2 separate regions of the Mus musculus genome follow, and region 2 is linked to region 1. Evidence: chromatin loops called from intact Hi-C (ENCODE). Cell type or tissue: gastrocnemius. All regions are shown on one strand. Links, peaks and the distances in the headings refer to the core of each region. The heading gives the core; the rest is flanking DNA. Region 1 has its middle 77 kb from the start of Gm46987. Region 2 has its middle 73 kb from the start of Gm46987.

What was found. Hi-C counts contacts between places; a loop is a spot of excess contacts. Peaks named below come from ENCODE experiments on the same cell type or tissue, not always from the same donor. Only the 100,000 strongest peaks of a DNase experiment are listed, where the experiment ranks them.
Region 2: it touches region 1 in a loop (2.8-fold over the local background); 9 of 42 quality-filtered maps call a loop at or near these places.

The regions. Positions count from the first base shown.
Region 1 is chr6:133,619,106-133,630,043 of GRCm38, forward strand. It overlaps the pseudogene Gm34314. Among named protein-coding and RNA genes, the nearest start is that of Gm46987, 77 kb to the right of the region's middle. In gastrocnemius, for the core only: no CTCF peak of the experiment used is centred there; a DNase peak (open chromatin) is centred at 4,261.
Region 2 is chr6:133,768,363-133,779,300 of GRCm38, forward strand. No RefSeq gene overlaps it. Among named protein-coding and RNA genes, the nearest start is that of Gm46987, 73 kb to the left of the region's middle. In gastrocnemius, for the core only: no CTCF peak of the experiment used is centred there; no DNase peak of the experiment used is centred there.

The DNA of each region.
Region 1 (10,938 bases), core at 3,014-5,513:
TCCGGATCCCATCCTGTATTCCTTGGTACCTTCATCTGCACTCTGAGCTGAGCTCAGGGCCAGCAAGGTTGCTGTGAGTAGGACCACAAGCATCTTGGAGGAGGCTCTGGACTTTCTCTCAAGTGTGTGCTGAGGCATGCATGCCCATACTCTTTATAAACGCAAGACAAACAAAGGTATCTTTGAGCATCAACTGGATGACATTGCTCCATTATTTCTCTTTGGGACTGTAGCCCAGCAGGGTGGAGCATGGGAGATTTCCAATGAGAATTGACTACAGGAGCAACATCTAATATGGTGATGATGTTAAAGGACAATTGTCTCTTTACAGCCAAGTATTATTGCATTGTTTGTGTGCACCACATTCTCAATCTACTCAGGAGATGTAAGGCATATAGTTTGTTTGCCCTTCTTAGCTACTGTGAGAGTATTGCACAAGTATCTGAAGAGTGGGATGTTGAGTCCTTTGGAGTAACCCAAGCAGCAGTAAATCAGTGTCATCTGGTAAATTTCCTTTGAGGTTTTCAGAATTCCTGACTCCTAATTCCATACTGTTTGCTCTAGTTTCCTCTCCCACAGAAACTGAAAGTGAACAGAAGGGTAAACACAATCTGCTGATATATTGCCACCTATTATCTTGATCTTCACTATTCTGACAGACAAAATCTTAATGTACTATTAATTCGAAATTTTCTAACTGCTAAGAATTTTGAACACAACCCTCAATGTTTTGAACACAACCCTCAATGTTTGTTTGCCAGTATAATTTCCTGTGTTTGAATCCTCTTTCTAGATCCTTTGTCAGTTTTCATTTGAGACATTAACTCTCTGGATTTTTTCTTTGTTTTGACTTTGCTGTGTATTCTAGATATTAATCTCATCAGAAGTATAGCTGGAAAGGATTCTCTCCCACCTGTTGGGCTGTATCTTTGCTTGATTGATTATTTCATTAGCCTCACAGATCAGATTTTTAGTTATATGTGATCATCTTTGTCCACTATTATCCTTAAGTTCTGTCTGAATGAAGTCTTTATTCATTACAACACTTGGACTAGCACTGCCTTTGTTTTTTTCTAATACATTCAGGACTTTAAGTTTCACATTAAGGTGTCTCACCCATTTGTAATTGATTTTCTGTGTAGAGTGAAAAATGTAGATATCATTTTTCTGTATGTGGACACTCAGTTTTACCAGGATCATTTCTTGAAGATGCTGTCTTACCTTCATTGTGAATTTCTGGTACCTTTATCAAATATCACATGATTATAGCTATGCATACTCAAGTGTGGGTCTCCTTTTTCATCCCATTGATCAATGTGTCAGTTTTTAATGATTATCATAGTTTTAAAATACTATACTTCTGTAACCTGGCATGAAATCTGATATTGCAATCACCCCAAAATTATTTGTTTTGTAAAATTGCTTTGCTGATCCAGAGCTTTTTGTGTCAGTACATGAAGTTTATGATGTTAGACAATTTCTGAGAAGAATCTCATGTATTTTTATTGGGATTATGTTGAATCTCTAAATATTGTTATGATACACATGATACAATGCTGATGATACCAAACCATGACCATGGGAGTTCTTTCATCCTCTGATATCTTGCTACATCTCTTTTTTTCAGAGATTTGTAACTTTCAGTGTAGAAATCTTGCACATCTTTGGTTAGGTTTCCGTATAGATAGATTTTCATGCTATTTTCCATAGGAAAAATTACATGATTTCTTTCTTGGTATATTTATAATTGGTGAAAGGAAAGGGTACCTTTTTTCCCCTAAGTTGACCTTGTTTTCTGCCACTTTGATGAAAGCATTAATCCTTTCTCAATGATTTAGTAGGTAAATAAATAGACCTAGAAAATGTTATAATGAGTGATGTTTCCCCAGATATATTAAGGTAAATGCTCAATGTTCTCTGCTGTCAATGGTTCATAGCTGTGAGTCTTTAGAATTAAATATATAACATGGAGTAGCCAAGGACATAATAAAGACAAACCATGTGTTAGAGGGAAAAGGTTTTAAAGAATCCCATAGTAGAATAAAGATGCTATGAAAAAAAAAGATGTCAATATTGAAAAGAAATGAACTGGTGAGGAGTGTCATACAGAAGTAGACAAACGAAAGAAAGGTGAATAACATTACAGGGACATCTGTTTTATTTTTCCTTGAAACAGAAAACATGAATGTATATGTAGCCAAATGTACAGGTATACTTTAAATGAAATACAGTACTAGACTCATAATGCTCCCCACAGACAGTATAGACAACCAAACCAAAACCACATAACTGGGCATGGAGATATTCCTGTAGATTGGTTGTTCCAAGACACACACACACACACACACACACACACACACACACACACACATACACACACACAAAAATATCAATTTTGAAATTGTCTCTGGTTGCATCCTAGAGCTTAAATGTAGGGACCTATTGTAGATGACACTACATATTTTGAACATGTGACATGGAAGAGTAAAGCAGGTACTACCCTAAAATGTCCAGCCTGAAAAGTACCTCTTATAAATGTTGCTTGATAAATAAGAAAAGTAGTCAACAGTCTCCATTAAGAAACCAGTTACTCTCACACCCTGAAGCCATTTAGTCTCTTACTTGATTGTAAATTCTTAAACTTTCCCCATGTCATAATGAGTGTGTGTTCTGAAGTGTAGCTCCTAGGCCTTGGCAAATCTACTCCAGTTATAACTTCATAGATCTCTCTACACTTAAGAGCCCTAAGGAAGACAGAGAAGATGCTTAGTTCTGAGAGTTTCTTCTATTGAATGCAAGGGAACTGTATGGTTTCTCCAGATATGAAATTAACAGGGAATGGGCTGAGTTGTCATCATTGCATGGCTTAGGAAGGCTTCACTAGGAAACAGAGAGAGAAACAACATAACAAACAATCAGGCTGTATGTTTCATATTCAGGACTCCTGGAAGAAGTCCAGGAGGAAGCCAGTCTTGACCTTGGCTGTGTGTCCTACAACACAGTGGGAGCTTCTGCTAAATGTCATTCAACTCAGATGCATTACCTAATTTCCTTCAGTGTCAACACTGAGTGCAGAGTGTGCTGTATCATGAAAGAAAAATATCACCTCTGATTTCAATGGAAAAGAAATCAGATTACAGAAGAGTGGGTAAGCAAAACTATTAGGGAGCAAAGTGGGGATGAAGAATGGGCAGGTGTCAGGTTGAAGTTCTGCACATCTTAGACATTTTGTTCTGCTTCAATATTATAGTATTTAATGCAATTATTTATCGAATGTTTATGTTTTCTGTTCAAGAAGTCCATACATGTATGTAATGGAGTTTGATTAAACCACACTATTCACCCAACTGGGAATGTTTTCCTAATTTTGAGTGTTCTTTCTTTGAAAGTCACTGAGTCCACCTGCATGTGCACTGCTGTGAAGCTAGATTATTCAAATTAGATTGATGATGTCCATATCTAACAACATTCCTGAAAAGAACATAATTTTATTCTCTTTTCTTATGCTTTTTACTTAGTATTTTTAATTCACAAAAATATAATGGCTTTTCTTGTGATATATTCATGCATATCTATCAGTGTACTTTTCTCATGAAAATCTCTGATACTACTTTTCCCCATTATTTCTTTTATTAGATATTTTCTTTACTTACATTTTAAATACTATCCCACCTTCAGTTCTACTCTCTCTCTCTTTCCCTCTCTCTCTGTCTCTCTCTCTCTGTCTCTCTGTCTCTCTGTCTCTGTCTCTCTCTCTGTCTCTCTGTCTCTGTCTCTGTCTCTCTCTCTCTCTCTCTCTCTGTGTGTGTGTGTGTGTGTGTGTGTGTGTGTGTGTGTGTGTGTGTGTGTGTGTTGGGAGCAGACCCGCGGCTCACAAGAAACTGGGGTATACCTGGGAGGCAGACTAGGGCTGAAAGAGCAAGAGAACTAGATGGTCAAGAGAAATAATGGAAGCCAAGAAGATCCACTGTTGAAGGCTCCAATGTTTATTAGAAGTCTGCACTTATAAAAGGGGGAAACCCATCCCCTACCATGCCAAGTTTCTTGATGTTGTGATGTCAACTTCTTAGCACAGCCTTTTAGCTGTAAGTCGCCAAATTCACAGGTTGCAGTTAACTCAGGAAAATCTCTGAGGAACTGTTCAGCCTCTCTTTGCAGGTGGCAGGTGGTTTGCAGGTGGCAGGTGGTTTGCAGGTGGCAGGTGGTTTGCAGGTGGCAGGTGGTAGGCAGGTGGCAGGTGGTTTGCAGGTGGCAGGTGGTAGGCAGGTGGCAGGTGGTTTGCAGGTGGCAGTGTCACATCAAAGGAAACCAGCCAAGTCTGAAGAGCTGCACCTCAAGTGGCCTCAGTGAGGGCAAGGTCTGAACCAGCCTGCTTTAGGCTGGGGGAAGTTAGATGTGTGTGTGTGTGTGTGTGTGTGTGTGTGTGTGTGTGTGTGTGTGTGTGTGTGTTAAAGCCAAGTTCCTGTTGCCCAAATGATCTTGGATACATAACCATAATTTGCCCACACTGATTTGTGCACAGTTAGGAACGCACTGGTTCTGTGACTCCAAGCACTTGACAGTCATTCTTTGGATTAAGAGAAATCTTACTATGTAACTCCATGGGAAGTATTCTAGTTTTGCTCTCTGATTGTTCAGTTAGTTTTAAGGGAAATTTTTAAATACTCAAGAAATAAGTTTTAATTGCCAGTGCCTACCAATAATTTCATGGGATGTACCTTTTTAAATTTAAAAAAATTATTCATTGTAGTTTGACTTTTACCAGATTTAACACTGATCCTTACCCTAAGCCCAATCCTTACCCTGTTGCATAAATAACACAAATAAAAATGTATGTTTCTGATGAAAATATAAATTATTTTCCTCAGACTGTGAGATACCATGAAAGACTAGAAGCAAAGTTACTCATATATTCCTGAATACTTTATGAATATTCCTAAGTACTAGTTTTTCAATGAATAAAATTACATAGACTCCAATACAATTAAAACTTAGAAGTCATTTTATCTTCTCTGCAACATGGTATCTTTCTCATCATTTGAATTATGAGCAAATAAGCTTAAAGAACTTAAGGACAGGATGATCTCTATCATATATGACATGGAACTAGAAATTATAATGAAAGGTATAGAAGCATAAAACCATACAAAAATATAAATCTTCATGGGGAAAAAAGTACTCTAACAAATACCAAAATGCAAAATCAGAAAAATAAGAAATTGGAAGTAAAAATATATATTTAACATGTTTTCAGGCAGCATCACAGATTTGTGTGGAGAGAGCCATTAATTTCTGATAATGGTTCTGTTTGGAAGGAGACTTTTTTTTCTTACCTAAAGATACAAAGGCTGGTTAAGAGGTATGGAGAGAAAGATGGAGGGAGGGCAGGAGAGAGGAAGGGGAAGGCGGGGTGGAGTAAGCAAGAGAAAGAGAGAGAGGGACACTTTCATCCTGATAAGGTCAGAAGTGTTTGCCTTGGTTCTTCCGCTCATTTGCATAGTTAGGTGAAAATGTCCTCTTGTTTTGATGACTCCAGACTGTGCCATAGCAGGTTATTGGAGCATGGGAAATGATGACAAATAATCCTTAATTCTGTAAAATTGCAATGTTAGCACTGTCTCAACAGTGCTATTACTTTTCTACTCAGTTGAAATTTCAGAGTGAAATTCTTACTTCTTAAATAATTGCACAGGCCCTTTAACATTCTTGTTCGAATTAATTCTCCTAAAGACTGAATCTTCTGCTCCTGCTGAAGACCCTCCCTTAGGATGGCTGCATACCTCTATGCTGGGGCTATCTATCCCAAAATTACTGAATTTTTGAGAACGCATTACTGTCCCATGTGGTTTCCATCTTTTAGGAATCCACAGAACATATGAGAATTGAGAATAAATCATCAACAAAAAAAGAAACATAAAAAACAATCCTATATTCAACAGGAAGAACTGGCAGAATTTTACCCAGGAATCCAGAACACATGAAAAGGTGGATCTTGCCATGCAGACCCTTGTGCAGCAGAGTCTGAGGGGAGAAAAGCTCTGTCAGATTTCCTTCTGTCCCTCACCTTGCTCAGTCATCTGCAATCTGAGAAGTTGACATCATACTTTTTAATAGCTGTGTAACATAAAGTATTGTAAATTTACCACATTTTCCTTCACCATTTTTAGTTGAGGGACATCTAGTTTATTTTAAGTTCTGGATTTTATTTATTTATTTAGTTAGTTAGTTAGTTAGTTAGTTAGTTAGTTATTTTTATTAGGTACTTTATATACATTTCAAATGCTATCCCGAAAGTTCCCTATACCCTCACTCTGCCTTGCTCCCCTATCCACCCACTCCTGCTTCTTGGCCCTGGCATTCCCCTGTATTGGGGCATATAAAGTTTGCAATACCAAGGTGCCTCTCTTCCCAGTGATGGCTGAATAGGCCATATTCTGCTACATAGGCAGCTAGAGATATGAGCTCTGGGGATACTGGTTAGTTCATATTGTTGTTCCACCTATAGGGTTGCAGACCCCTTCAGCTCCTTGGGTGCTTTCTCTATCTTCTCCATTGGGGGCCCCTGTGTTCCATCTTATAGAGATGACTGTGAGCATCCACTTCTGTATTTGCCAGGCACTGGCATAGCTTCATATGAGACAGCTATAACAGGGTCCCTACAGCAAAATCTTTCTGGCATTGTGCAATAGTGTCTGGGTTTGATGGCTGATTATGGGATGGATCCCCAGGTGGGGTAGTCTCTGGATAGTCCATTCTTTCATCTTAGTTCTGAATATCATAAATGAAGTTTCTACAAACACAGTTGTTCAAGTGTCCTTGTGGTATGGTCAAGCATGTGTTCTTTTTTTTTTTTTTTTTTTTTTTTTTTTTGCCAAGGAGTGGTATAGCTGGCTCATGAGGTAGAGCTATTCCCAATTTTATGAGAAATGCCAAATTGATTTCCAAATCATTGCCCAAGTTTGCACTCCCACCAACAATAGAAGACTATTAAACTTGCTCCATATTCTCACCACCATGAGCTGTCACCTGAGTTTTGATCTTAGTCTTTCTGACAGGTATAAGATGAAATTTCAGTGTTGCTTTTATTTGTATTTCACTGATGACTAAGGATGTTGATCATTTCTTTCATTTAAGAGCTTCTCAGCCATTAGATTTTCCTCTGTCAAGAATGTTTGTTTAGACCTGTATTCCATTTTTGAACAGGTTTGCTGAGGTCTACATTCTTTTAATGCTCTTTTTTATTGTTTACATTATTTATTTACATCTCAAATGTTATCTCCTTTCTAGAAGTCCCCTCTGAAAACCCCCATCCCATCCTCCCTTCCCTTGCTTCTCTGAGGGTGCTAAGCCACCTACACACTACCACCTAACTGACCTAGCATGCACATACAATGTGACATCAGGTCTTCACAGACCAAGGGCCTTGCTTCACATTGATAAGACAATTCTCTTCTACATTTGTAGCTAGAGCCATGAGTCCCTCCATGTGTACTCTTTGGTTGGTGGTTTAGTCCCTGTGAGATCTTTGGGAACTGGTTCATTGCTGTTCTTTCTATGGGGTTGCAAATCACTTCGGCTCCTTCAGTCCTTCCCCCAACTCCTCATTGGGGTCCCCATGCTCAGTACAATGATTTGGAGTAAGCATCCACCTATTTATCAGGCTTTTGTAGAGATGCTCAGTAGACATCTATATTGGGATCCTTTCAGCTACCACTTCTTGGCATCAGCAATAGTGTCTGGGTTTGGTGACTGCACACATGGGATGGATTCTGGGGTTGTATAGTCTCTGGATGTCCTGTCCTTTAGCTTCTACTCCACTCTTTGTCCCTGTATTTCCTTTAGATGGAGCAATTCTGCGTTAAAATTTTTGAGATGAGTGGGTGTCCCCATCCCTCAACTGCGGGCCATGCCTAAACTCTTTTTATGGTCTCTGCATGATCTCTCCCTATTTGTTGTGTATTATAACTAATGCCATTCCAATTATATCTTTGGAGGGTCTTTTCTGGCAACTGGGACTTTTTGGTGGCTACCCCCATTACCCATCTCCTGCTGCTACATAACTCTATTCAATTTCCTGGCCCTCTCTAGTTCTCCCCTATCAACTCCCAGACCTGATCCTTTCTTCCCCTACCTCATCTCTCTTCCTCCCAAGTACCATGATTATTTTCTTCCCCCATCCAAGTAGAATTGAAGCATTCATATTTTTGGACTTTCCTCTGTGGATATTCTGAACTTTTTGCCTAATATCCACTTATAAGTGAGTATATACCCTGAGTGTCCTTTCATGATTGAGTTTCCTCACTCAGGATGATATATTGTTCTAGTTCCATGCATTTTCCTGCAAATTTCATGTTTTCATTGATTTAATAGCGGAGTAGTACTCTATTGTGTAAATGTACCACATTTTCTGTTTCTATTCCTCAGTTGAGGGGCATCTGAGTTGTTTCCAGTTTCTGGCTATTATAGAAAAAACTGCTATGAACGTAGTAGAGCATGTGTCATTGTTATATTTTGGATCATTTTTTGGATATATGCCCAGGAGTGGTATAGCTGGGTCCTTAGTACTATATCCAATTTATCGAGGAAACACCAGAAGGATTTTCAGAGTGGTTATACCAGCATGCAATCCATCCAGTAATGGAGGAGTGTGTCTCTTTCTCCACATCCTTGCCAGTATATACTGTCACTTCTGTTTTTGATGTTGGCCATTTTAATTGGTGTAAGGTAGAATCTCAGGGTAGTTTTGTTTTGTGTTTTCTTGATTACTAACATTGTTGAGCATTTCATTACATGCTTCTCATTCATTTAATATGTCTCTGTTGAGAATTTTCTCTTGGGTTCTGTACTTCATTTTCAAAATTGGGTTATTTGTTTGTTTGGTTGTTTTTTGTTTTTTGTTTGTTTTTTTTTTTGTAGACTACCTTCTTAAGTTCTTTATATATTGTGAATATTAGATCTCTGTCAGATATAGGGTTTTGAAAATCTTTTCCCAATTGTTGGGGCATCAACCCACCCATAAAACATTCCACCCCAAATTTATTCTGTCTGGAAGATATACAGGCATGGTAGATGGAGCAGAGACTGAGCGAATGGACAAACCCATAAAGCAACAGTTTCTAACACTATTAAAGATATTCAGTTATGTTTGCCCACTGAAACATGTTGTCCTTCGAAAGGCTACACCCAACAACTGATTCAGACAAAAATGGACATTCTCAGCCAAACAGTGGATGGAACTTGGGGACTCCAAGGTTTTTGAAGACTATTTATCTCTTCAATATACGTTCAATTTTGAAAAAGTATTTTGTAATAAGATAGACTAATATCTAATGTGATTATAAGTTTGAACTGTTTAAGATAATTTAGAAATGCAAATTAATCATCAGTTTGTAATACTAGATTTCAAATTGTCTAGAATTTAACATTTCATTTGACTGAATTATATACATATAATAACTTAAAGTTGATAATCAGTATAGTGTAACCAAATATAACCTTAATTTTACGTCAATGTACAAAGATCTATGCCAATGTAAGGTATTTTGTCTTGTTAATACTCTTTGTTCTAAGAGTAGATTCAAAAACCGACCATTTTTGCTATTATTCCTATATTCTCTCCCTTTCATCCTTTGTCCCCTGTTTATCACTAACACTAATTATTAGAAGAAGAACAATAAGGAAAGGAAGAAGAGAAAAATTCCTGAGTCTAACTGCCATGTCTAGCCTTGACACAACATTGGGGTTCTCAACTGGAAGTAGGGATATATGGAAGGCACATAAGGAATACACAGAATATGTTATGTATGCAAGATGACGGGTCCTTCTTGAAACTTGAGGTTGTATATACTCTCTTGCACTCACGCACACTCTTGTGCTTGTTCACTAGCACACTCTAGGCCTTGGTTGAGCTTCATCTTAACTCAAACTAACCCCAGTTTTTATTAATTTATTTTCATTCTTTAAATTTTTCCACAGTCTAGACTTCATTCCCCTTCAGATCTGAACCTGACTGCTCTCCATCCCATACCTCTCCCCTTCCAACACTACCTCATATCAGAGAGAATGTCTCCCTTCCCCACCCCAACCCCACCAGGTCTTATCACTCAGTGGGGCTTCAAGACTCCCAAGGGTTAGCTGCATCATCTGTCACTGAAGCCAAACCCAGCAGTCCTCAACTGTATATGTGTCAGGAACCTCATATCAGCTACTCTATTCTCCCTCATTGGTGGCTCAGTGTATGAGAGATCTTGAAGGTCCAGGTCATTTGAATCTATTGGTCTTTCCATGGGGCTGCCCTCTTCCAGAGTTTCTTCCAGATTTTTCCCAAGTCAAAAACATGGGTGGCTGCATTCCAAACATTGATTGGGTATTTGTATCTGACTCTTTTAGCTGCTTGTTGGGCCTCTCAGAGGGCAGCCATGTTCCTTTCTGCAAGTCCACCACAACATTAGTAACAGTGTCAGAACCTTGGTCCTCCCATTGACCTGGATCCCACCTTGGGCCTGTCTCTGGACCTAATTTTTCTCCTGCTCCTCTACAACTTTTGTACCTGCAGTTCCCTCAGACAGGATAAATTCTGGGTCACAGTTTTTGACTGTGGGATGGCAACCACATCTCTCCAATTTTTAACATTTAAATATGAATTTAAACAATTCTTGACTGGTCAGATGCTTCCTTGCTGTGGATTTTTTTTTTTTACTTCTCTCATTCTCTCTTCTCAATTTAGCTCAAACCTTGAGCTGTCATTTGCCTGCCCCTCTCTCTTTCTTCACCAATAAAGACCTTCCTGTCTTCTGCTCTTCAACTAAGTTCTCTATCTTGTGTTCTAACTCTGAGAAAGTTGTCTTGAGTCCATGAGGAGGCTCCTCAGAACATCACCATGTGATAAGGCAGCCAGTGACTAACCAGCACAATACCCTTCAGCTCTTCCCTCCCAAG
Region 2 (10,938 bases), core at 5,259-7,758, 150 kb after region 1:
TTCAGGACCTTAAGTTTCATATTAACGTCTCTCACCCATTTGTATTTGATTTTCTGTGTAGAGTGGAAAATATACATATCATTTTTCTGCATGTGGACATTCAGTTTTACCAGGGTCATTTCTTGAAGATGCTGTCTTCCTTTCATGGTAAATTTCTGGCATCTTTATCAAATATCACATGATTCTAGCTATGCATACTCACGTGTGGGTCTCCTTTTTCATTCCATTGATCCAAGTGTCAGCTTTTGTGATAATCATAGTTTTAAAATACTATACTTCTGTAACCTGGCATGAAATCTGATATTGCAATCACCCCAAAATTATTTGTTTCTTAGAATTGCTTTGCTGATCCAGAGCTTTTTGTGTCAGTATATGAAGTTTATGATGTTAGACAATTTCTGGGAAGAATCTCATGTATTTTTATTGGGATTATGTTGAATCTCTAAATATTGTTATGATACACATGATACAATGCTGATGATACCAAACCATGACCATGGGAGTTCTTTCATCGTCTGATGCTTGCTACACCTCTTTTCTTCAGAGATTTGTAGCTTTCAGTGTAGAAATCTTGCACATCTTTGGTTAGGTTTCCATATAGATAAATTTTGATGATATTTTCAATAGGAAAAATTGCATGATTTCTTTCTTGGTATATTAATAATTGGTAAAAGGAAAGGATAACTTTTTTACTAAGATGACCTTGTTTTCTGCCACTTTGATGAAAGCATTAATCCTTTCTCAATGATTTAGTAGGTAAATAAATAGACCTAGAAAATATCATCATGAGTGATGGTTCCCCAGATATAGTAAGGGAAATGCTAAATGTTCTATTCTGTCAATGGTTCATAGTAGGATAAAGATGCTATGGGAAAAAAAGATGGAAAAATTGAAGAGAAATGAACTGGTGAGGAGTGCCATACAGAAGTAGACAAACGAAAGAAAGGTAAATAACACTATATATGTTTTAGAAACATTACAGAGACATCTGGTATATTTTTACTTGAAACATTTAGAAAACATAAATGTATATGTATCCAAATGTACAGGTATACTTTAAATGAAATACACTACTGGGCTGATAATGCTCCCCACAGGCAGCATAGACGACCAAACCAAAACCACATAACTGGGCATGGGGAGATTTCTGTAGATTGATTGGTCCAAGACACAAACGAAACAATATCAATTTTGAAATTGTCTCTGGTTGCTTCAATGTAGGGACCTATTGTAGATGACACTGTAGATTTTGAACATTTGACATGGAAGAATAAAGCTGGTACTATCCTAAAATGTCCAGCCTGAAAAGTACCTCTTATAAATGTTTCTTGAAAAATAAGAAAAGTAGTCAACAGTCTCCATAAAGAAACCAGTTACTCCCACGCCCTGAAGCCATTTAGTCTCTAACTTGATTGTAAATTCTTAAACTTTCCTCATGCCATAATGAGTGTGTGTTCTGAAGTGTAGCTCCTAGGCCTTGGCAAATCTACTCCAGTTACAACTTCATAGTTCTCTCTACACTTAAGGGCCTTAAGGAAGACAGAGAAGGGGCTTAGTCCTGCGAATTTCTTCTATTGAATGCAAGGGAACTGTATGGTTTCCCCAGATATGAAATTGACAGGGAATGGTCTGAGTTGTCATCATTGCATGGCTTAGGAAGGATTCACTAGGAAACAGAGAGAGAAATAACATAACAAACAATCAGGCTGTCTGTTTCATATTCAGGACTCTGGAAGAGGAAGTCCTACAGGAAGCCAGTCTTGACCTTGGCTATGTGTCCTACAACACAGTGGGAGCTTCTGTTAAATGTCATTCAACTCAGATCCATTACCTTGACTTCCTTCAGTGTCAACAATGAGTGCAGAGTGTGCTGAATCATGAAAGAAAAATATCACCTCTGATTTCAATGGAAACAGAAATCAGATTAGGGAGGAAAGTGGGGATGAAGAATGGGCAGGTGTAGGGTTGAAGTTCTGCACATCTTAGACATTTTGTTCTGCTTTAATATTATAATATTTAATGCAATTGTTTATCGAATGTTTATGTTTTCTGTTCAAGAAGCCCATACATGTATGTAATGGAGTTTGATTAAACCACACTATCCACCCAACTGGGAATGTTTCCCTAATTTTGAGTGTTCTTTCTTTGAAAGTCACTGAGTCCACCTGCATGTGCACTGCTGTGTAGCTAGATTATTTAGATTAGATTAATGATGTCCATTTCTAACCACATTCCAGAAAAAAACATAGTTTTATTCTCTTTTCCTATGCTTTTTACTTAGTATTTGTAATTCACAAAAATATAATGGCCTTTCCTGTGATTTATTCATGCATATCTATCACTGTACTTTTATCATGAGAATCTCTGATACTACTTTCCTCCATTCTTTCTTTTTTCTTTTATTAGATATTTTCTTTATTTACATTTTAAATACTATCCCCTCTTTAGTTCTTTCTCTCTCTCTCTCTCTCTCTCTCTCTCTCTCTCTCTCTCTCTCTCTCTCTCCATCTTCCTCTCTCTCTCTTACTGTCTCTATATCTGTGTGTGTGTTTGTGTGTTTGTGTGTGGGTGTGTGTTGTGTGTGTCTGTGTGTGTGTGTTTTAAAGCCAAATTCCTGTTGCCCAAATGTGCTTGGATATGTAACCATAATTTGCCCACACTGGTTTGTGCACAGTTAGAAACACACGGTTCTTACTCCCAGCACTTGACAATTGTTCTCTGAATTAAGAGAAATCTTACTATGTAGCTCCATGGAAAGTATTCCCAGGTGGTTCTACTTTTGCTGTCTGGTTGTTCAGTTAGTTTTAAGGAAAATTTTTAAATACTCCAGAAATAAGTGCTAATTGCCAGTACCTACCAATAATTTCATGGGATGTACTTTTTAAATTAAAAAAAATAATTCATTGTAGTTTGACTTTTACCAGATTTAACACTAATACTTACCCTAAGCCCAATCCTTACCCAGTTGCCTAAATAACACAAATAAAAATGTATGTTTCTGATAAAAATATGAATTTTTCCTCAGACAGTGAGATACCATGAAAGATTAGAAGCACAGTTACTCATATATTCCTGAATACCTTATGAATATTCCTAAGTATTAGTTTTTAATGAATAAAATTACATAGACTCTAATAGAATTAAAACTTCAAAGTCATTTTATCTTGTCTGCCACATGGTGTCTTTCTCATCATTTGAATTATGAACAAAATAAGCTTAAAGAACTTAAGGATAGGATATTCTCTCTCATATATGACATGAAACTAGAAATTATAATGAAACGTATAAAAGCATAAAACCATAGAAAAATGTAAATCTTCATAGTGAAAAAAAAAGTACTCTAACAAATACCAAAATGTGATGTCATAAAAATAAGAAATTGGAAGTGAAAATATATATTTAACATGTTTTCAGGCAGCGTCACAGATTTGTGGGGAGAGAGCCATTGATTTCTGAGAATGGTTCTGTTTGGAAGGAGACTTCTTTTCTTACCTAATGGTACAAAGGTACAAAGGCAGGGTTGGAGGTATGGAGAGAAAGAAGGAGGGAGACAGGAGAGAGGAGAGGAAGGGGAAAGGAGAGAGGGAGTAAGCAAGTAAAAGAGAGAGAGGGACTCTTTCATTCTGATAAGGTCTGGAAGGGTTCACACGAACTGATTGCCTTGGTTCTTCTGTCCATTTACATAGTTGGGTGAAAATGTCCTCTTGTTTTGATGACTCCAAACTGTGCCATACCAGATTATTGGAGATTGGGAAATAATGACAAATAATCCTTAATTCTGTAATACTGCAATGTTAGTACTGCCTCAACAGTGTTGTTACTATTACTCTTTTAACAGTACTTTTACTTAGTAAGGTTATTGCCATTATTCTTCTACTTATAATCAAATTTCAGAGTGAAACTCTAACCTCTTAAATAATTGCACAGGCCCTTTAAAATTCTTGTTCAAATTAAATCTCCTAAAGAATGAATCTCCTTGGGTGCTTTCTCTAGCTTCTCCATTGGGGGCCCTGGGTTCCATCTTATAGATGACTGTGAGCATCCACTTCTGTATTTGTCTCATAGCCTCATATGAGACAGCTATACCAGGGTCCCTTCATCAAAATCTTGCTGGCATATGCAATAGTGTCTGGGATCCCCGGGTGGAGTAGTCTCTGGATAGTCCATCCTTTCATCTTAGCTCCAAACTTTGTCTCTGTAACTCCTTTCATAGGTATTTTGTTCCCTATTCTAAAGAGGAACGAAGTATCCACCCATTGATTTGTCTTCCCTCTTCTTGATTTCTTGTGTTTTGCAAATTGTATCTTGGGTGTTCTATGTTTCTGGGCTAGTATCCACTTATCAGTGAATGCATATCTAATGACTTCTTTTGTGACCCTATAGGTGGAACAACAATATGAACTAACCAGTACCCCCAGAGCTCATGTCTCTAGCAGCTTATGTAACAGAAGATGGCCTAGTCAGCCATTACTGGGAAGAGAGGCCCCTTGGTATTGCAAATGTATATGTGTACTCTTTGGTTGGTGGTTTAGTTTCTGGGAGCTCTTTAGGAACTGGTTCATTGTTATTGCTGTTCTTTCTATGAGGTTGCAAACCACTTCAGCTCCTTCAGTCATTCCTCTAGCTCCTCATTGGTGTCCCCGTGCTCAACACAATTATTGGCTATAAGCATCCACCTCTGTATGTGTCAGGCTCTTGCAGAGCTTCTCAGGGGACAGCTATATTAGACTCCTTTCAGCAAGCACTTCTTGGCATCAGCAAAGTGTCTGGGTTTGTTTACTACACACGGGATGGTTTCTGAGGTTGGGTGGTCTCTAAATGGCCTGTCCTTTAGTCTCTGGTCCACTCTTTGTCCCTTTATTTCCTTTAGACAGAGAAATTCTGGGTTAAAATTTTTAAGATGGGTGGGTGTCCCCATCTCTCAACCAGGTGCCATGCCTATCCTCTTCATATGGTCTCTCCAGGATCTCACCACATAATATCATCCCAGTTAGGTCTTTGGAGGGTCTTTCCCAGCAACTGGGACTTCTTGGTGGCTACCCCCAACTCCCCATCTCCTGCTGCTACATACCTCAATTCAATTTTCTGGCCCTCTCTGGTTCTCCCCTATCAACTCCCATACCTGATCCTTTCTTCCCCTACCCCTCCTTTTTTCCTCCCAAGTACCAAGGGTATTTTATTCCACCTTCCAAGTAGAACTGAAACATTCATATTTTTGGTCATTCCTCTTCTTGAGCTTCATTTGGTTTGTACGTTGAATTGTGGGTATTCTGAAATTTTTGCCTTATATCCACTTAAAAGTGAGTATATAACCTGTGTGTCCTTTCGTGACTGTGGTTCCTCATTCAGGATGATATATTATTCTAATTCCATGCATTTTCCTGCAAATTTCATGTTTTCATTGATTTAATGGCTGAGTAGTACTCCATTGTGTAAATGTACCACATTTTCTGTATCTATTCCTCAACTGAGGGACATCTGGGTTGATGTTGGCCATTTTAAATGGTGTAAGGTAGAATCTCAGGGTAGTTTTGTTTTGATTTTTCCTGGTTACTAAGGTTGTTAAACATTTCATTACATGCTTCTCATTCACTCAAGATACCCCTGTTGAGAATTTTCTTTTGTGCCCTATATTGCATTTTCAAAATTGGGTTGGTTGTTTGTTTGATTAGTTAAATTTTTTGGAGGCTACCTTTTTGAGTTCTTTATGTATTTTGAATATTAGCTCTCTGTATATCTCTTTGGATATTTATCTTTCATGCAGTTTCCTTTATCCTTTTTTCTCTCTCAATTCACTATCCTTCCCAGTATTCAACTTTATTAGTCTCCTCAACATTGTAGTGCATAAGCATATTTTCAAGCATATTCTGATCTGTTTAGAGGCCTCAGAATGGATTCTGTATCATTTTCTAAGCTGAACATTATCAGTTCTCCCCCTGGAAGCCCTACATCTGTCCACAGGGAATTGGTTGGCCATTCAGAGTAAAACGATACAGTCCTCAATCCATGTCACTTTAACTTAGACTATTGTCTGTCAGTGTATCCAGAAGGATGATGTGATGGCATATCACATTTAGACCTCGATTGACATTAATTACGTGTCTTTCTAATTTAAAATACATCACATTGCCTCTATGATATGTGGCATATTTATCTATCTCCTCTGACAAAAGACAACTGTATTTTGTATTACCAAGCTGAAAATTAACACACAATATAGTTAACAAGCTAAACACTATTATTTTTATGTCTCTCTTGTCCAGAAACCTTGGATCCCTTAGCTAATGCTTTTCTTCTTTTGGAAAGACAAAAGCAAAAAAAAAAAAAAAAAAAAAAAACTTCTCCGAGCAAGCATAACCCTAGGTCCTTGCATTCACAGGGAGACTATATCTTTCTCATGGCAAAATGATTCATGGCAACAGAAAAAGCATAGACTGCCTCTTTCACATCATAAACATATCTTATGTGGATAAATAGACCTATTATTCCTTTTTCCTTTATATAAACTTATGATTGATGTGCATTTAATTTTTAAATTATTATGGACATTCTTAAGGATTATTAAGAAAAAAGCCTACATAGTACCATTAAAGACAATATGTGTCATTTTGAATTTAGGTTGTCATTTTAATTGGCTGTATCTAGGTTCAGAGGATCTCACATTGATTGTAATATATTCTAAGAGACACAAAGCCATTGTGCAGTACAGTCTACGAACAATCATAGACTGCCATATGGGCCTCATGCCTGCCAACAATCTTAAGCCTCGGAGTCCTGCCATAGTTGGTTATTGCCCAATCCAGGAAAGTCATGAGCCAGTGGCAAGATGGAGTTGGAGACTTTACATTCCTTTGTAAGCCTCAGACTGAATCTCTGCAGCCCCCATCCTTCTCTCTCAGCAGAGATACTCAGAACATTTGTGATCTGGTTGTCTAGTGGGCATAGCCTTATGCCTTAGTTGCAGTGAACTAAACTGGGTTGTTGGGCCCATGGCTGGTTAGTGTGCACTCCTGCTCCCTATGTGCTGTAGACAGGCCTCCCTTCTTCCTAGCAGTATCTCTTCTGTAAGCACAGACCTTCTTTTTAAAGGTTTTAAAGCACTACTTGTTTTCCAGCCTCTTGTTTTTTTAAAGATATTGAACTCAAAAATTATTTTGTCTTGGGGGAGTGTTTGGGCTTTCTGGTTTGTACTTGGGACTTTTCTCAGATCAGTTTAGATCCTATGCCTAAATTGAGTGACATTTAGATGTTAAGCCTGGTTCTTCCTTTCAGACTTGTACTACCAGAATTAAAACTCAGGCTCCAAACACATTCACAAATACCTTGGTCATAAATGTAGCTAGGCTATTCTCTGACTAAATTATAACTTATATAACACATTTATTCTAATCTACATCCTGCCATATGGCTGGTTACCAGTCTGCATTTACCACCCATCTGTCTCATCACACCTTCTCAGGTGAATCTCCCAGTGATTTACTCTATCTCAGAATTCTATCTGCTTTCCAGATGTCCCACATCTTATTGTACCATTTCATTTAGACCTTAAGGGTTTTAATTGAAAGTTGATTTATCCACAAAATGCACAAGATATTCCCACTATAATGTGTAAATATGTGTGGATATCTGATGATTACTATAGCCAGATCTTCATCACACTTGTTCTCCTATAATTGGGTTTATTAAACCTACCCAATGCCTGTCCATAATTTTCTCAAATAATCCAAATGAGTCAGTAAAAGCAACTAACTCTATCAGGAGGTAATCCATGGAGAACTTCAAGTGGGAAAATTACAGAGACACAAAAGAGGGAAGACACAGGTTGAGTGTCTCTTACTGTGTTCTCCTGGAACCAGAAGTCCCTGTGGAAGCCAGACTTCATCTTGGCTATGTGTTCTGCAACACAAAGGTAGCCTCTACCAAATGACACTCAGCTCAGATCACTTTCATGACCTTTTTCAGTGTCAGTAGTGAGTGGAGATGGTAATGAATCACTGTAGAAAAATATCACCTCTGATCTCAATGAACACAGAGGAATCAGAAGACAAAACTGTTGAGAAGCAAAGGACATATGGAGGAAGATGGGTATGAAAAATGGGAAGGTATCAGTTCAGTACTGTAAATCATAAACTATTTGTTCTGCTTTAACTTTATAATATGTATTGTAGTTATTTACTTATGTGGTTTATTTTTATTTTGAAGCTCATACATTAATACAACAAAGTTTCATCTTTGATCAAACTACCTCCTTCCCCTCTGATCTATTTCCCATACTATAGAGCCAATTATAATATTTTGATAATTTTATGTGCTCTTTTTTTAAAACTTAATAAACCCACCTGTATGTACTCTGGTGTAGCTAAATTATTCAGCTTAAGGTGGTGAAACTCATTTCTAAACATAATTCTGAAAATAACATAATTTTATTCTTTTTGATGTTTTTAACTTAGTAATTTTTAATCAAACAAAATAATAGGCCTTTCCTGTGATATACACACACATATACCACTGTACATTTATCATATGCATCTCTGAAATTTATGTCTCCATTCTTTCTATTAATGATCTTCCATTTCTTATGTTTCTATATGTGTGCATTTGAAAGAGAGAAAGGAAATAAGAAAGAAATTTAAAGAGAATAAGAGAATCAGAGAGAAAGAGAAAGAGAAGAGATCAAGGTCATTTTGTGCCGTGGAAATGTTCCAGATCTGTAGTTTTCCAGTGCTAAATGGTAACTTATCAGGGACTACACTCTTAGAGAAAATGATTCCTTCCTTTCCAAGAAGTTAAGAGCTGCCAATAGCTCTAAGTATGGGGATGGATTTTCATACCCAAATCTTCTCTCCATGATGGGATATCAGTCACTCAGCACCTAATTCTTACTTGTACCTAATATAAGGCCCTCTTTCATTATTAATTTTATTAATTAATGTTTCCCGTTTATTTTTTGATCTTTTCTTGCTTTCTTGCTTACTGTGTTCCTGAGACAAAGTCTTACATGTTTCAGGCTGGCGACTAAGTATCCAAAATGACCTTGAACTTTACCTATGCCTCTTATGCTTTCCAAGAACTTAGATGGTAGTCAAATTCTGAGAGAAAGGTTTTATTGTTACTGACATTTCCAAAATACTTAGTCAATACATTTAAACAAAAATGCTTCCTGGAGCAACAGGTACTGGTGCAATTCGGTCACTGCCAGAGCAGGCTGAGGTCTTCTATCACTGCTCACCCAATAAACCTCACTTCAGTTTCCAACCATATGTGGGAGTAATGGTTTTACATATAGGGTATATCTATATTTTTTGTTATATTTGAAGTGCAAAACTCTTCCAAACTGATGTATAGGTGGTCCTGTGCAGAGCTAAAATTTGAAGTTTGCAACTCACATCAGGTACAATGGGATTTTTGGTTTCAGGAAGAACCACACTTGGTTTAAATTTTCTCATAAAATCCTACTCTGGCTCTTGTGAGGGGAAGATGTAAGAGAAGTAATTGAAGGAGGGAATGAAACCAAACCTCCTGGGGGTGAGAAAATTTCTTTCTGTAAAAGGACAGCAAGTACAAAGTGTACCAGTGGTCTCATCTGGGATATACTTCGAAAGTAATATAAATCTGCTTACAAGAAGTCCATATCTTTGATATATAGCTTTAAATAGCACTAAAATGAGTTTATAACTGGCTAAAAATCCTTGGGATTAATAGAGACAAGATGAAACAATGAAATGATCTATACTAAACCCGATAGTTTACTACATTTGGTAACAGAGTTTTGGATACATAAAAACATTCAAGCCTTTTAGGCGAGCAGTAACCTATTCTGAATGTTCCCCGTAAGACACATGCATTTGGGAACAAAGGAAGGAAGCACATGCATAGAGGGAACTAGAGAGAAACAGCACTCTGGACTCTCAGCAGAGAGGCCTCTGAAGAATCAGGACATTCTCACAAAGGAATCCTGACATTGGCGCCTACACCCCTGTGGAAAGGAAACTCTGCTTTTTATCCATCAAATCTGTGGGGTTCTGAGTGTTTCTTTATTCACTTTTCTTTTCTTTTTCTTTTTCAGGATTGTGTTGTTTTGATTTGTTCTTGACAGCTACAGGAAACTACAACAGAATAGACTATGGCATTGACGAGTACAAATTAATAATTCCATGGAGACACATTATGTTTGGAATTCATTTAGGAGTCAAATGACAAAGAATTTTTATAACCTAGTTTATAAAATGCCAGCTACATGGTTCTCACTGCATCAACCCCAGTCATCCTGTCTCAGTTTTCTCTGTCAGCTTTTCTCTAGAGCCTATTGTTGTTACTCATCTCTAATGAGTTCATAGTTCATATTTCTATTTCATGATACATTAAACACTTCACTCATCATGGAGAGTGGAAAAAAACCTGGGAAGAACTTAGGATTAGTGACACTTGGCAGACTCACATGCTCTCTTTTAAAACAATGGATTGTGATGAATTCTCCATTATGGCCACATTCAAGGTCATCCACATTTTTATTTAAATCATACTTATGAATATGTTGAGAATTCACAGACATGGATGCTTGCCTAAAGTTATTTCTGTTAACTTTTGTGACACATTTGACCTTTTATCTGACAAAATGATCAAAACTTTGTTAGACTCTTTTGGCTTTTTAAGTATTTTTTAATTTTAATTGATCTATAAATTTTTTTTAATATACAAATCAGTATTGACGTATTTCAGGCAAATGGCTCCTAAGAATGGGAGTGGGTGTGCTTCTGATTCACTTGCCTGCTCATGGGACCCTTTTCCTCCTACTAGATTACCTAGTCCAGCCTAGATATTAGTGTTTATGCCTAGATTTATTGCATTCTGCTGTGCATTTTATCTTGATTTCCCTGCAAGGTTTGAATTTTATCAAAGGAAAACAGAGGAGCAGAGGATTTGGGAAACACAGGAGGT